Regions from separate parts of the Homo sapiens genome. Here region 1 is linked to region 2. The links are chromatin loops, found by intact Hi-C in ENCODE. Cell type or tissue: heart left ventricle. All regions are shown on one strand.

Region 1 (8,000 bases), 270 kb after region 2:
GTTTACAACATATGGAAAGGAGGGACAGTAGTGAAATTTTTATCTGTTGTTTATTAGATGCTTTGGCATACATTAAAATGACATTCGGTGATTATCTCTCAATTTTACTGATCCACATTCTCCATGTGCCTCATTCCTTTGAGCAACTGAGAATAGAGACATCTAAAATTTATAAAATAGGAAAGTATATTTTAAAAGTTTAAGCTGCTTTTCATGCTAGCTGTTCATTTTTTCTTTGTCATGATTAAAAGCCAGCTGGAAATGGTACAGGTGCAAATTTTAAAGCAATTATTATGGGAGGAGGTGAAATGTGACTTGGAAAGGGTCCTTTTCCAGGATGGCTTTGGTCCTATGACAGCCTTCATGGAGCACAGCTCCTATTTGATGTAAAACAGAGTGCTGCCAAGAGAACAGAAAAGGAGCAGGAATCAGCTGAGTCAGGGAGATGATAGAATAGTTGAGATGTAGGGAAAACACAGTGGACTCAAGAAAGTAGCATCCTTGATTTATAATCAGTCCACCATTATTGCCAGTGGCAGTTTCTTTGAGAATTAACATCATTGAGCATCTAGCACAGTGCCTTACATCATATTGAAGATACTTAATAAAAATTTGTTAAATGATGAATAAAGGAATGAATCTTCAGAGATTGGGACTTTTAACATTTCATTTTCCATCAACCTAGCTAGGTTATAAAGCATCAACAATGGACAAAGCCATGAGAGAATTATACCCAGGTCTGGCCGGGCACAGTGGCTCACACCTGTGATCCCAGCATTTTGGGAGGCCGAGGTGGATGGATCACCTGAGGTCAGGAGTTCTAGACCTTCCTGGCCAATCTGGTGAAACCCCATCCCTACTAAAAATACAAAAATTAGCCAGGTGTGATGGCGCACACCTGTAATCCCAGGTATTTGGGAGGCTGAGGCAGGAGAACCACTTGAACTTGGGAGGCAGAGGTTACAGTGAGCCGAGATCGTGCCACTGCACTCCAGCCTGTGTGACAGAATGAGACCCTATCCCAAAAAAAAGAAAAAAAGAATCATAGCGAGGTCTGGATGGTTAATTATGTACATATGTGTACGGTTATATCAAGTGGCACACCAAAATGACCAAAAACTGCTTACATTTTACAGTTATTACTTGTTCCACATGAAAATCAGAATTTTTTAATCCCCAAATAACTTCCCTTAGTCTTTTTTTTTTTTTTTGAGATAGAGTCTCGCTGTGTTGCCCAGGCTGGAGTGCAGTGGCACCATCTTGGCTCACTGCAACTTCCGCCTCCCAGGTTCAAGCGATTCTTCTGCCTCAGCCTCTCGAGTAGCTGGGACTACAGGTGCACGCCACCATGCCCAGCTAATTTTTGTATTTTTAGTAGAGACAGGGTTTCACCATATTGGCCAGGCTGGTCTCGAACTCCTCACCTCATGATCCGCCCACCTTGGTCTCCCAAAGTGCTGGGATTACACGCATGAGCCACCATGCCCGGCTCACTTAGTCTTTATGATGGTCTAGGTCCCAGTCATATTTCTGATACCTCCCAAATAAATTATTTGTACTTGAACCCTTGTCTCAAGGTCTGCTTCAGGGAAAATTTAAACTAAGCCACAGAGGGATTATACATTTAATATCTGATTATTTATGAAATACTTAATGCATGCTATGTCCTATGAGGGAAAGAACAAAGCAAGGTGGCTGCCCTGATGGCTCTAATGACTGCCTCAAAGAAACAATTCAAGAATTACAAAAGTGAGCAGAGCAAAATGAGTAGAGAAAGGCCTTGTGGAGTAGGCAAGCTTTATTTATAAACTCTGAAATTTGAATTTTATGTAATTTTATTGTGCTTTTCTAATGTCATGAAATATTATTCTTCTTTTGATTTTTTTTTAACCGTTTAACAGTGTGAAAACCATTCTCAAGGCCAGGTGCGGTGGCTCACACCTGTAATGCCAGCACGTTGGGAGGCTGAGGCAGGTGTATCACCTGAGGTCAGGAGTTTGAAACCAACCTGGCCAACATGGTGAAACCTCGTCTCTACTAAAAATACAAAAATTAGCCAGGCAAAGTGGCAGGTGCCTGTAATCCCTACTCAGGAGCCTGAGACAGGAGAATCACTTGAACCTGGGAGGCAGAGGTTAGCTGGGCGCAGTGGCGCATGCCTGTAATCCCAGCTACTTGAGAGGCTGAGGCAGAAGAACTGCTTGAACCTGGGAGGCAGCAACAAAAGCAAAACTCCGTCTCAAAAAAAAAAAAAGAAAAGAAAAAGAAAACCATGTTCTCTCTTTCTACCTTCTTTAAAATCCCACCCAAGCCTTCCTTGAACAGTCTTGGTAACATGAAGAAAATAGTAGTCATCTAGACTTCCAAATTCTACTGTGGTTTTTTTTTTTTGTTTTTTTTTTTCAGGAGAAACTACAACCTACCCTACCCTCCTCTAATTATTTCTTCTCTACCAAATTTCTCAACGTACCTATTTCTCTGGTCTTTCCCTCAGCCAGATGCTGGCTTCCCATTTCATCTAGTACCCCCAGGAAGCCATTTATCTACTCCCTCTGATGGAGAGGCATTTGTCTGCAATTGATTAAAGTAGATGTATAAAAAAGGTCTAGGTTATTTTAAATTTCTATGTAAGAGAGACACATATTCAGGGGCAGACAGTCTATGCTTCCCTCCATGTATGTGCCTTGAAGAACTTGCTGTGACTCTGATTTTCAAGCTCAATTTCATATTCTACAATGTAATTGGGATAGCTATTGATACCCTTGGCCCTGCAACTTTTATAAGTGGTCACAAGTTAGCATTGTAGAATACCAATGGGAGGAAAAATATTTGCTATTTGACATCAAAATACTACCAACTACTGTATTTTTAAAAAATATCTCATGATTTCTATTCCTTGTTTGGGAAAGTCTGTACCTAGTTTTTCATCATTAAATTATGTTAGCAGTGACTGATTTTCATATGCAATAAAGAATAGATTTTAAGTAAATTAAATTCAAAGATTTTTTAATTTCTATTGCCTTTATTGGTTGGGGCAGGGTGTGGAGTAACGAGAGCACCAATTTTCTAAAACGAATGGTGTGCTTTTATTCCAAGTTTTATCGAGACAATACTGCCACCTCTTGGTCTTCAGAAGAACCAATTTCCCTTGTTAAATTCCTTAAACAGAACATTTAATATACAAATTCAGTACAAATTGTTTAGAGCCACTAAGTTAGGATATTTTCTAGCAGGAGTGCATCAGTAAACGGACAGTGCATCCTGACAAAATGTGCGAAATGCAATGATGAAGTCAGGCTATGTTAGCTATGATAGAAGCAAAAGGAGGAGTAGGAATCTGAGAATCTCGGTGATTTGAATAAATGCCATGGCCAAGGTTAGAAAGATGATCCCTGAGTCATAAAGATGCTGCAGGTGGGACAAAGAACAGTTCTCACCTCCGCTATCCCCTTCTGCAGTGCCTCTATCCTCCCACCACACTGAATTTTTCTTTATCCCCAGTCTCACCACGCTGCGTGCCTTGTGGCTCTCCAAATCTTTGTACATGTGCTTGCTTTGCCAGAAATGCCCTTTCCTGGCTAAGCCATGCACTTCCTTCCTCACTTTCATAAACTCATTTCTGAAACCATGTAAACCAGAAACTACTAATCTCAGCTCAAATATCAACACTACTGAAAAGCCTTCTCCACCTCCCCCAGATAGTTACTTCTTATACACACAGCATTTTTTTCTTTAATATTGTACCTACTGTTAATTTTTAAATATTTTATTTTATATACTTTACTAGTCTTCCCTACTAAATTCTGTGTTCCTTAAAGAATAAGACCTTGTCAGTCAGGCACAGTGGTTCACACCTGTAATCCCAGCACTTTGGGAGTCCAAGGTGGGCGAATCATGAGGTCAAGAGATCGAGGCCATCCTGGCCAACATGGTGAAATCCCATCTCTACTGAAAATACAAAAATTAGCTGGGCATGGTGGCGCGCATCTGTAGTCCCAGCTACTCGACGCTGAGGCAGAAGAATCACTTGAACCCGGGAGGTGGAGATTGCAGTGAGCCGAGATTCCACCACTGCACTCCATCCTGGCAACAGAGTGAGACTCTGTCTCAAAAAAGAAAAAGAAAAAGACCTTGTCTATCTTAGCTTGCTTAGGTTGCCATAACAAAATACCATAGACTGGATGGATTAAACAATAGAAATGTATTTCTCACAGTCCTGGAGGCTGGAAGTCCAAAATCAAGGTGCAAGCAGATTCAGTTTCTGGTGAGAGCCCTCTTCATGGCTTGCAGATGGCTGCCTTCTTACTGTGTCTTCACATGGAGGAAAGAGAGCAAGTGAGCTCTCTAGTGTGTCTTCCTGTAGGGATAACAATCCTGTAGGATCAGGGTTCCACCGCTCTGATCTCATTTAACCTTAATTACTTCCTTAGAGGCCCCATTTCCAAGTACAATCACATTGGGGGTTAGGGCCTCAACACATGCATTTTAGGGGGACACAGTTCGATCAATAGCACTATTTTATTTATTAGTATTCAATTTTATATAGAAGGTACTGAGTATATTATTTATTGGCTAATTGTTTGGCTGACAGGCTGGCAGGGATAAAAATAGGATAGATGGATGGATAGATGGATGGATGGATGGACGGACGGACGGATGGGTAATATTTATTAAAAGTGCCAGTGCATTGCATAGTTCTAAACTGTTTCACCTTACTCACCTGGGAATTTTTTCTACAGAAATATACTTCTAAGTTTATAATTAAAATCAGAAAAATAAGAGTTACTTTACAGATGTTTTATATATCCCATAAAGTCAGCACTACTTATAGTACTTTTTTGCATAGTTTTTTAAGTAAGAGTTTGCTTTTGTCTTTGTAGGAAATCATCAGAAAGAATGAAATGCTCTTACTAGTATCTATAAAACTGTTATTCAACTGATATTAGAGAGGAAGCATGTTTTCAAAAAAAAAAAACTCTGTGGTATTTATTAATTGCTCATGAATCCCAGACCAGTCTGGGTCAGAAAGAACCCCTCACATCTTGGAGAATTGTGTGTATCCCCTCAAAATTCATATGTTGAAATCCTAATCTGCAATATGATGGTATTAGGAGGTGGGATCTTTGGAAGACAATTAGGTCATGAGGGTGGAGGCCCCCTTAATGGGATTAGTGCCCTTGTAAGAAGAGACACAGAACCTTATTTGCTCCCTCTCTATTCTGCACTATATGAGGACACAGCAGGAAGGTGGCCATCTGCAAACCATGAAGAGAGGTCTCACCAGACCCCAACCATGCTGGCAACCTAATCTTAGACTTCCCAGTCTCCGGAACTGTGAGAAATGTTTGTTGTTTTAAGGCACCCAGTCTATGGTAATTTCTCACATTAACCAAGACTCACTGAGACAAGGGGCCACTCAAACATACTAGCCTAGGGCAACTAAAATCCAGTAGATTTCTTGACTGTCCTGAACAGGGAAGAAAATGGAACTTTTCAGCGTGCATGTGCTTTGGCACATGCAGTCATAAGCAAAGAAGGTATTTGCTCATGGTATTGATAGGTGATGGGTGGTAGAGGATATTTCTAGCCTGGAGTTGGGTGTGGCATGGATTCAACAAATATTTGCTTATTGCTAACATCTAAATTTAAGTGTTACAGTTTCAGTAAAATATAATGTTTGATTTAGCAGCTTCAGTTGTAGCAAAAAAGTTCCTAGCTTTAAAAAAAAAAGAACTCATCAAAGACTACTAACTGCTGATTTTTTCTATGTCCAACCCTGTTTCTCTGGGCTCATTTCCTCATTTCACACTTGGGCTAAGAGGGGCTTCATGGGAAGCCTCAGCCATTACAGATGAGCTGTGCCCCATCCTCATTCTACCTGTATCCCGCCTTTTACGTTCCAAGGCTAATTAAGTTCAGCAATAGGCTTGATCATTGACCCTTGTCAAGTTAGGAAATCAGGTTAAGCAATAAGGGACTAGTTCACATTTCCTAGTTATTCAATCCTGTTACATACCAAATACATAGTTAAAACATTATGGGAAAATTTTGTTACTCGAATAGCATGGTATGTCTCTAGTAAATACATCCTAAAGGGTAACAGTGTGTGTTTTTGAAAAAATTATTTGTTTGTTGTTGTTGCATTTTGTTTGTTTGTTTTGAGACAGATGCTCACTCTGTCACCCAGGCTGGAGTGCAGTGGCACAATCTTGGCTCACTGCAATCTCTCCCTCCCAGGTTCAAGCAATTCTCCCACCTCAGCCTTCCAAGTAGCTGGGGCTACAGGCGCGTGTCACCACACCCAGCTACTTTTTGTATTTTTTAGTAGAGATAGGGTTTCACCATGTTGGCCAGGCTGGTCTTGAACTCCTGACCTCAAGTGATTTGCCTGCCTCGGCCTCTCAAAGTGCTAGGATTATAGGTGTGAGCCTCAGCGCTCAGCCAATTATGTTAGTCTTAAACTTTAATTATTTTGCCACTGATTTATATTGTTTTAGAGGCATTTTTATTCCATTTCTGTCTGGTCTTTATTTTGCCTTGAAAACTTGATTTTTTTTTTTTTACACGTTTTCTCTATCCTGTATCAATCCTACCTTCATTCCCCCAAATCTCACTATCAAATACCTTATATGTAGTTTTGCTTTCTAGCAGAGCTACGCACAGTAACTCAAATACCCTTATATGCTCTTCGGTGTGTTTAACAGGTTCAGGGATGATATTGGCCTGGGCTGAGAAACACTGTTTATAAGCTTGAAATATTAATTGGGTTTATTTTCTTTTGTAATTCCTAGATAGAAGAGCGAGCAGAATTTTTGAATAAGTCTGTGCAGAAAAGGTAAATATGCTTGATGGTTCAATTGAGCTAATCAGCTAGCATATGTATGAGAAGATTCTCTCTCATATTTTTATATGTATGTGTTTACTTTTTTAGCAGTGGTGTCAAATCGACCCATCAAGCAGCAATAGTCTCCAAGATTGACAGCAGACTGGAGCAGTATACCAGTGCAATTGAGGTGAGAATTGTCCTCAGCGTTATGGTCCTGCTGAACAGAAATAGATTCTGACTACATAGAAGAGCATAAAAACACTTAGGACAATAATCAAGTCCAATAGCCCCAGGAGTGTTAGAATTTTTTTTTTTTTTTTTTTTTGAGACGGAGTCTCACTCTGTTGCCCAGGCTGGAGTGCAATGGCAATCTCAGCTCACTGCAACGTCTGCCTCCTGGGGTCAAGCAATTCTGCCTCAACCTCCCGAGTAGCTGGGATTACAGGGGCCCACCACCACACTTGGCTAATTTTTGTATTTTTAGTAGAGACGGAGTTTCACCCTGTTGGCCAGGCAGGTCTCGAATTCCTGACCTCAAGTGATCCACCCGCCTTGGCCTCCCAAAGCCGAATGTGAGCCACCACACCTGGCCCCCAATAGTGTCAGAATATTAATGATGCTTTATTACACTTTGAAATTCTAAGTTCTAAGAAATACAATAATAAAGATAAATTTTAGGAGAGTTTTAAATAAATTATTTTCTACTTTCAGCGTGAATATTGTTTAATGAAAAGGTTTTTTTGTAACGAATGGGTTTACTGGTATTTAAATATATATATATATATATATATATATATATATATATATTTAACTATATATATATTTAAGTCTTCTTTCAAGTATTCTGTCAAATCTGGGTTTAAATGTCACTTCCTCAGAGTAGCCTTCTTTGCACCCCCAAACTAAGTACTGCCCCCCAATTGTGTGCCATGCTTTATGGCACATCATTATTTTTCATAGCACTTAGCACAATGTGAAATAAATACTTGTATAACTAGTTACTATCTTTCCTTTCTATTAAAATATAAGCCCACTGCAGCTGACTGTCTTGTTTTTTGTTTGTTTTTTTGTTTTTTATTTTTATTTTTATTTTTGAGATGGAGTTTCGCTCTTGTTGCCCAAGCTAGAGTGCAATGGTGCAATCTCGGCTCACTGCAACCTCTGCATTCCAGGT
Region 2 (8,000 bases):
TTCCTTTCTGGATCACGAGGTCAAGAGTTCAAGACTAGCCTGACCAACATGGTGAGACCCTGTCTCTACTAAAAATACAAAAATTAGCTGGGCGTGGTGGCACGTGCCTGTAATCCCAGCTACTCAGGAGGCTGAGGCAGGAGAATCACTTGAACCCGGGAGATGGAGGTTGCAGTGAGCCAAGATCACGCCACTGAACTCCTGTCTGGGCAACAGAGTGAAACTCCATCACAAAAAAAAAAAAAAAAAAAAAATTCTCGTGAACTTAACCCTAACCACACAGTATTGAAGAGGGAATGTCTGCCCAACCACACTGCTTTGTATCTGCCTGAGAGGAAAATTCTCTGGATGTCGTGTTGAACTGGATGGGGAATCAGACAGAGCTGGAGTTTGTATTAGTCAGATTAATTGCATAAAATCTACCCTTAGTGGGAAGACTCTTAGGAGTAATTGAACCTAGACCTTGACATATGTAACCTCTGAAGCAGAGGGGCAAAGGCCAACACATAGCTCTGCAACACAATTGAGGCTATGTAATCCATCCCGACACTCATTCTGTAGAATACTCATTAGAATTCTCCAGACCTAAGGCCGCTGGCCATAGGTTAGCTAGTCAGTATTTTTATCTCTGAGGATGCCTGCTAGGATCCTGGGATTGGATTGCAGGGAATGTTACTTGTAGCTGGAATTCCAGGTACTCTCCCAGGAGTCTTGGTATTTTATATCGTTTTTAAAATCTTTGTTTCTGTACGTAGACACTGGGGGTCAGTATTTATTCATAAATGCCTCTGGATATTTATGACAAAAGATTGTTTCTAAAGAGGCTTGGAATTCCTTCCTCGGTGCGACTTCTTTCCCTGATTATTAACTATAGAGTTTACCCTATGTAACCATAAAATGTAAATATAAACATCATAGATGTCCATGGATCAGAATATGGGAAAGGGGCAGGCAGTTTTCCATCTAAAATACGAATGAATACCAAGTACTCGTTTGTTTCTAGACACTTGTTTGGCAATGTTGGTCCCACCAGTGCACCCAGATGTCTAGCCAGCATCTTGACAATCACCCTTGACTTTTCTTCTTCTGATGGTTATGAAGTCCTGCTGATTCCGTCACCTCTTACCTTGCAAATTCATCCCCTCTCCATCCCCACTGTTCTGCCTTGAGTTAAGCCCTCATCTTTTCTCTTTCAACATTTCAGCAGCCTTCTAGCTGATCCCCTTGCTTCCGCTTTTACTCTCCTCTAGTCCTCTCCAGACAGTCGTCAGGGTAATTCTTCAGACCTTCAGAGGTCCAGCACCCCTCCTAGGCTCTGCCTTTGCACCCGCTGTCCCCTTGGCCTTGAACTACCCTCCATCACCCACCCCACCTTGCCCTCTTTTCATTGCCTGCCTAATATCTGCTCATCTTTCAGGGTTCGTAACAGTCTCCTGTGGAGCCCTGTGATCGACTCTTGCTGGATCTGGCTTGTTCACTTGTCTGTTCGCTTCACTGGCAGGAGAACTGAATGGATTTAAGTCTGGGTGCCAGCCAAAGTCATGCAAACTTAAACTCCAGAATTCCCTAGAATTATCCACTTGGGGGGCCAAACTGCCCACTGTTTTAGATTTGTTCTTTAAAATATTTCTCGCAGCTGGGTTTTTGTTTTCTTTTTTTCTTCCTATTTTTTTTTTTCTTTTGGAGACAGAGTTTCACACTTGTCGCCCAGACTGGAGTGCAATGGCACAATGGCACGATCTCAGGTAACGGCACCCTCCACCTCCCAGGTTCAAGTGATTCTCCTGCCTCAGCCTCCCAAGTAACTGGGGTTACAGGCACGCACCACCATGCCCAGCTAATTTTTTGTATTTTTAGTAGAGACAGGGTTTCACCATGTCGGCCAGGCTGGTCTCGAACTCCTGACCTCAGGTGATCCACCCGCCTCGGCCTCCCAAAGTGCTGGGATTACAGGTGTAAACCACTGTGCCTGGCCTAAAATATTTCTCCTGGCTGGCATTTGATCTGACCTGTCTGTTCTCTGCGGCTGTCTTCCTACCATGCCAATACATGGAAGCAGAGGTGGAAATCCTACCACTGCCGGACAGGAAGGCAGGTGAGGCTAAGTAGCCTGTCAGCACCGAGCCCTTCTCCATAGGCAGCTGCTATAATGGTACAGAAACAGGTTACTTATGGAGTTGCAACCTGTTTTTAACCTGTAATTATAGAGTTAAATATAACCATATAAACATCTTGAAAATAAGTGGGAAAGATTCCCTAATGTTCCCATCCTAAGAACTATTTTATTTCTTTCTTTCTATATGCATGTTTCACTTAGACATATTCTTGATTTATATTCATATTTTATTCTTGTCTTTATCATAAGGATTTCTCCATGTTGTATAGACTTCAAACAATTTTACTCCATGGCTGAACACTGTTGCATCATTTGGATAGAACTTAAATGTCCAACAGGAAAAAAAAATTAGGTGCTTTCAATGTTTTGCTGTAAGTAATGTCTAAATATTTAAAAACTCAACCAAGCTAATAAACTGCTATATAAAATATGTTTTGTATATTTTTTATGCCTTGAAAAATATACCTTTATAACAAAAAGTACTTTAAAATATATAAAGCCATTTTATATGACTAAAAGCCACCACGCATCATCAAGGATGGTGATGACAGTCTTCTCTGAAAAGGTTTCATATATATTGAACTTTGAATGATTTTGTGTGTGTTTGCGTAAGTGTGTGTGTGTACCTGTACATGCGCTCCAGGCTGAAGAAGTAACAAGTGCAATAGTCCTGAGACAGAAGAGAGTGTTTAGGCAACAGATAATAGGTAAGGTCAGTGTAACCTGAACAACTTGAAGAAGGTGTTTAGGCAACAGACAACAGCTAAGGTCAGTAGTGAAGGCTGAAGTGGTGTAGGATGGGATTGGGGAGGTAGGCAGAAGCCAAATTGAGCCATGGTAGGGTGAACGGAAGACAGGAAAGGTCTTCCAAGCCAAAGAGTAGCCCAGTAGCCCATGCCCTCATTGCCACTGAAGAGCTTCTGCCATCTGAGCATGTAATCTCTCCAAGACAACATTTACGTTCTTGTGTAAACATAGATCATTGTGTAGCATAATCTCTATAAGAATTGTAATTCCTATCATATTTAAAAAGAGAGTAACAAGGAGACTTCAGTGTTTCTAAATGCACCCCTTCTGAAAGCATTTAAATCTTGATTTTAAATTTTATCATTTAGCTACAATGAATAAGCTCCCCTGGGTCATTCTCTAATGGCAATTTAAGCCAGGTCTTGGATCTTGTTTAATCCTCACAATAATATTCTGAGGTGAACATTTTTATTATATTCATCTTACAGATGAGCCTCACAAAACCTGAGTAGCAAGACACAGTCGCAAAGCTAGTATATAGCTGCAGCAAGATTCAAATCCAAGTTGACCTAACTCCAAAGCCCACGCTCTTGGCCACTGTCCCATACTGTTTTTAGTTTAATTTTTTTTTTTTTTGAGACAGAGTCTCGCTCTGTCACCCAGGCTGGAGTATAGTGGCTTGATCTCAACTCACTGCAACCTCCACCTCCTGGGTTCAAGCTATTCTCCTGCCTCAGCCTCCTGAGTAGCTGGGATTACAGGCGTGTGCCACCACACCAGGCTAATTTTTTGTAATTTTAGTAGAGACGGGGTTTCACCGTGTTAGCCAGTATGGTCTCGATCTCCTGACCTCGTGATCCATCTGCCTTGGCCTCCCAAAGTGCTGGGATTACAGGCGTGAGCCCACCGCGTGCCTGGCTGAAAAAAATTTTTAATTAAAATACCCATCCAAAATTGGTCAAAGAATAAAGTGGTTCAATGAAGCTACAGTGAGCAAGTTTCATTTTCATTCTCTGAAAGAGTAACATGGTGCCACACCAGTTCAACAGGACACCGAGTGGAGCTAGAGAGCTTAGATTTTTTTTCCACACAAAATTTAAGTGTGTGCTTTTGAAAGTGGGAGAAATAGGCGTTTGCTTTCCTTCTTTTCTTAAACTGTCTGCTTTGGTATTTGGAGAATTCAGAGCTTGTATATTAAAGCCTAACTGAACTATATAAATACACACATAGGAAGAGGAGAACAAGACATTTTATTTGCAGAAAATAAAACAAAGCAAAAAATTGTGTTTTCTTTAGCATGGAGTATTAAAAGCCATAGAGCTCCAGCCTTCGAAAGCTATCAGTGCCAGGGCCTTCCATTAAAAACTGTAAAGACCAGTCTAGCTAGTCTAAACAGAAAAGGAATTTGTTAAAGGATATTGGGTGGCTCACAGACTCTTTGGGAAAGCCAAGAGAGTTAAGCTTGGAAAGCCAGTCAGCTGAGAACAAGACTCAGTGAACAGTGTGAGATGGTTCCAGCAAGGACAATGGCCCTGCCGCTGGGCACAGACACTGCCCTCCTGCTGGAACATCTGCTGCTGCTAGCCCACTTGGCAATGGTCAGAGCGATTGCAGAAGTGGCTACAAATCCCTGTCCTCCTCTGTCCATCCACGCTCCCTTACAGGGAACTTTGAATGTCCTCCCAGCTGATTCTGGGCTCAGCTGCTGGGCCGACTTCATTCCTTTTTTCTGCGTGTGAGTTCAAAGTCAATACCAGATGGATTGTGAGCACGGACAGGAATGCTTTCCTGCACTGAGAAATACCTACTTCTCCCCATTGCCAGGCCCTTGGCTCCCACAGCTGTGGCTGTGTCTGCACACACAGGGCCTTTGTGTAGTCTGAATATGCCAGTTCCCACAAACCTCCAGCTGCGATTCCCTTTTTACCAACCATTCCCATCTAAGGAGTCAAAGGACGAATCACATTGCAAGGGACAATGGGTGTACAGGCTTGCTGAGAGAGCTTGCTTCAAATCCATGAGATGAAGAGACTCATGGGCAGTACGAGGCCATGGAGGCACTGCTGTTTTGGCAAAGAATGCTGGTCGTGACCACTTCCTTCTCTTTATTCTTCCTCAGAGTTCAACACTGGCCTTGCCCAAGTACCATGCTGAGAACTGGACCTCAGGAACTCCGACACACACGCCCTTTTCAGAAATTTGTAATTTCATCATTTCTTGACCAAATGACTCCAACCACAGAAAGGCACAAATTTTCCATTGGGATTTATTCTGCCCTCCCCTTTGGTGGGTATACTTTTTCTCTTTCTTGCTTTTGAAACCCCACTCATTATGTGAAGTATAGGTTTTTCAAACTGATTTTAAAGTAAACTTGTTATTAAATATACACATCGTGTCTTTCTGTCTTCCTAACTCCACTTTATAGATTTGAGAATTGAGACACAGAACAGTCTATGGCTCAGAAAAGCTAAATTCAATTTTTATTTGGCCTACGGGCCCTAATCTGGGCTTTGAAGTCTAAAGATCTAGAATTACCCACCGTCTTCCTACCCTCAGTCTGGTCAGACTCCGATGCATAAAGCTGGGAACCTCACTCCCCAAGCACCGGCAATCCAAGACTTCCCGTTTCTGGTTGCAATTGCAGGCTAGTAAATTTGGAGCACAGGATGGAACTATTTCTAGTACAGGCAAATAATTTGTAATAATTAAGAAGTATGAAGTTAATGAAAAGCAATTAACCCCATGGCAAGTTCGGCCATAAATTTTACTCCCAAAGTGAACGCATGATGCAGGTATGAGCCTTGATTTCAGATAAAGAAAAGAATGCAGAGCTATTATTAAATACAAAGTAAAACAACATGAAAAATGCCAGAAGATATAAAGAATGCAAGTAGGAGCCTGGGGGCAGAGGGAGGGAAGAGCTAAGAGAAGGCGGGGGCGGGAGGCGGTGGGGTGGGGGGGTGCGGTGGTGGAGGATGAAGGGAAGGGGAGACTGTTCCAGGGAGCTATGCCAATCTGATGCGGTCTCCAGGCTGGCTGATGCTGAGTGGAAGGGACGACAGAGCTTCCTCCTCCCCCAAGAGACCTGAACCTGGACTTCTACAGGCACCATTGAGCCCCCTCAGCCTCCCCACCCCACCCCTCACCCACCACAGGGAGGAGTCACATGGTGTTCCCCTTTTAAAGCAAGATTTAAAGAATTACTCCTCATTTCCTGGAACACTTGAGACCACAGAGGAGTTGGCAGAGGCAGAGGAAAATCAAGATTTTTGGTAGAATAGGAAAGGGGCCAAAGAGGAGGGTGCCATCATGGCCCTTGTGTCTTTCCCTACCAGGCAGAATCCTGGCAAAAGGCGTGGAGGGGCTTATCAGGCAGGCTGTGGTTGAAAAACCAACAAAGGATGCTTCAAGTTCTACTCATAGGTCCCGATGACTAGGGAGGGATTTCTGCCTTTAAAAGATCAAAACAGGATTTGCTGTTAAGCCACCTGAGGTGCAGCTTGAATTAACACCTAATATGATCACCAGGTCTTCCCCAACCACTGAGAAAAAGCATCTTCCCTTGTTTCTGTCATGGATGTTCGAAATTCCTTTAATAAAAAGTCTTTACTGGAATCATTAGAGATAAAATTTTAACAGCACATACCACTAAGGAACAGAGAATTCTGAAGACATTTACTCACAATGGAAAAGTAGTCAGTCAATGGAGGTTCCAGTAAACTTATTGGTGGCGGATTCCTCCTTGATTTGACAGTGAGAAAAGGGCTAAAGAGGAGGAGGAACTGTCTTTTTTAAGAAAGACCTGGAAAACTAAGTTATTGACTAGTTGATGGTGCCAAGGGCTGGCCTTTTTTATCTTCAGCTGGGGTAGAGGAGAGAGAACAGTCCACCTGCAAGCTGGGTGTGAAGCTATCTTGTCGCGTTGGGCTGTTGGAGATAAATAACCTTGTGTATGCTTTTGTGGACGTTTTGGTGCTTTCTTTTGTAATGCTTTTTTTAAAAAAAAAGTGTTACTGGAGCATCCTCTAGCATCGTTATTTGAGACGTATGTGTATAATGAGACACTTGGCAGCACGAGCGAATGAAGTGGAAGGGGACTGGGCACGAGGCGCTCAAGGTTTGGATTCTACCCCAGGCTCTGCTACCAACTGGCTGAATGACCTGCAGCCCATTACTTCATCTCTGAGACTTAATTCCCCAAAGCAGTGGCTCTAAATTAAGGTTTTCTTCTTTCTAAATCACAACCCTGTCTTTGAAAGCAGAGCTGCCCTGTGGAAATGAAGGAGGGGCCCCAGGACTCTGCCATTCAGCTCCCCACATCCTCCCCCTGTGTATGTGGTGCGTCATCAGAACCCTGGGCTGATTTGAACTGCACTGGCTCAGATGATGACTAAACACCCCTCCAGGTCATCAAAGAGTAGCTGCAGTTGGAGGAGCATCACTGACCACTTTGGGAAGCTGGCAGTCCTGTTTCAGTATGTGGCACAGGTCCCGTGAGCCTTATTCCGCGCTTGGGTTGCACATGGCAGCGAGGGAGCTGATGGGCTTTAGGTTCCCCCAGGGCGTGGATAATTTCTTTCTTGGCTGCGTGAGCTGCTGAAGGCATGGAAGTTCTAGGAATTTTTATTAAGAATTCTTTGATTAAGAATAGCTTCTAATCATTACATCCTCTACTAACAATCACATAACTTCCTGACTTCCAGTTCAGGTCCTCCTTGCTAGCCTAGGCTGCCTCTTGTTCTTTTCTATCTCTGCCATCCCACTGGAGCCTGAGAATAAATATTGTTTGACACTCTATGTCACAGATGACTTAAATGGTCAGAATAAACATGTCTCCTGTATTCTCTAAGTGGAGGTATCACCCTTCCACCTCCTATTCCCATCAGATACAAGAGAGAACAAAGAGGAAACTGTGATCTTCTCCTATACCTGCTATTAAATTACTGAGTAGCCTTGGAGATACTTATGTCGAGCAACTTTTCAGTGCCCCTATGTCCCTTCTGTTGGCAAAAAGCCTTTACTGAGCACCTACTCTTGGGGAAAGCAAATTATTAAGCACTAGATGGAATAAGAAGTGACATAAAAAATGAGAAGTAATGAAACTGCTTCTTTAAGCCTCCATAAAAATTAGAGTCAG

The links. Hi-C counts contacts between places; a loop is a spot of excess contacts. Peaks named below come from ENCODE experiments on the same cell type or tissue, not always from the same donor. Only the 100,000 strongest peaks of a DNase experiment are listed, where the experiment ranks them.
Region 1: a loop joins it to region 2, with 9 times the contacts of the local background. A loop is called at or near these places in 89 of 110 quality-filtered maps.

The regions. Positions count from the first base shown.
Region 1 is chr7:134,951,278-134,959,277 of GRCh38, forward strand. CALD1 (caldesmon 1) reads left to right here. Exons shown (of 15, transcript NM_033138.4): 10 at 6,792-6,835; 11 at 6,932-7,013. Among named protein-coding and RNA genes, the nearest start is that of AGBL3, 31 kb to the right of the region's middle. In heart left ventricle, a CTCF peak has its summit at 3,123 (motif pointing left); no DNase peak of the experiment used is centred here.
Region 2 is chr7:134,686,275-134,694,274 of GRCh38, forward strand. The region is part of intron 1 of LOC124901750 (a long non-coding RNA gene); the gene reads right to left. Among named protein-coding and RNA genes, the nearest start is that of BPGM, 43 kb to the left of the region's middle. In heart left ventricle, CTCF peaks have their summits at 764 (motif pointing right) and 3,918; no DNase peak of the experiment used is centred here; H3K4me3 peaks cover 697 bases; H3K27ac peaks cover 3,024 bases.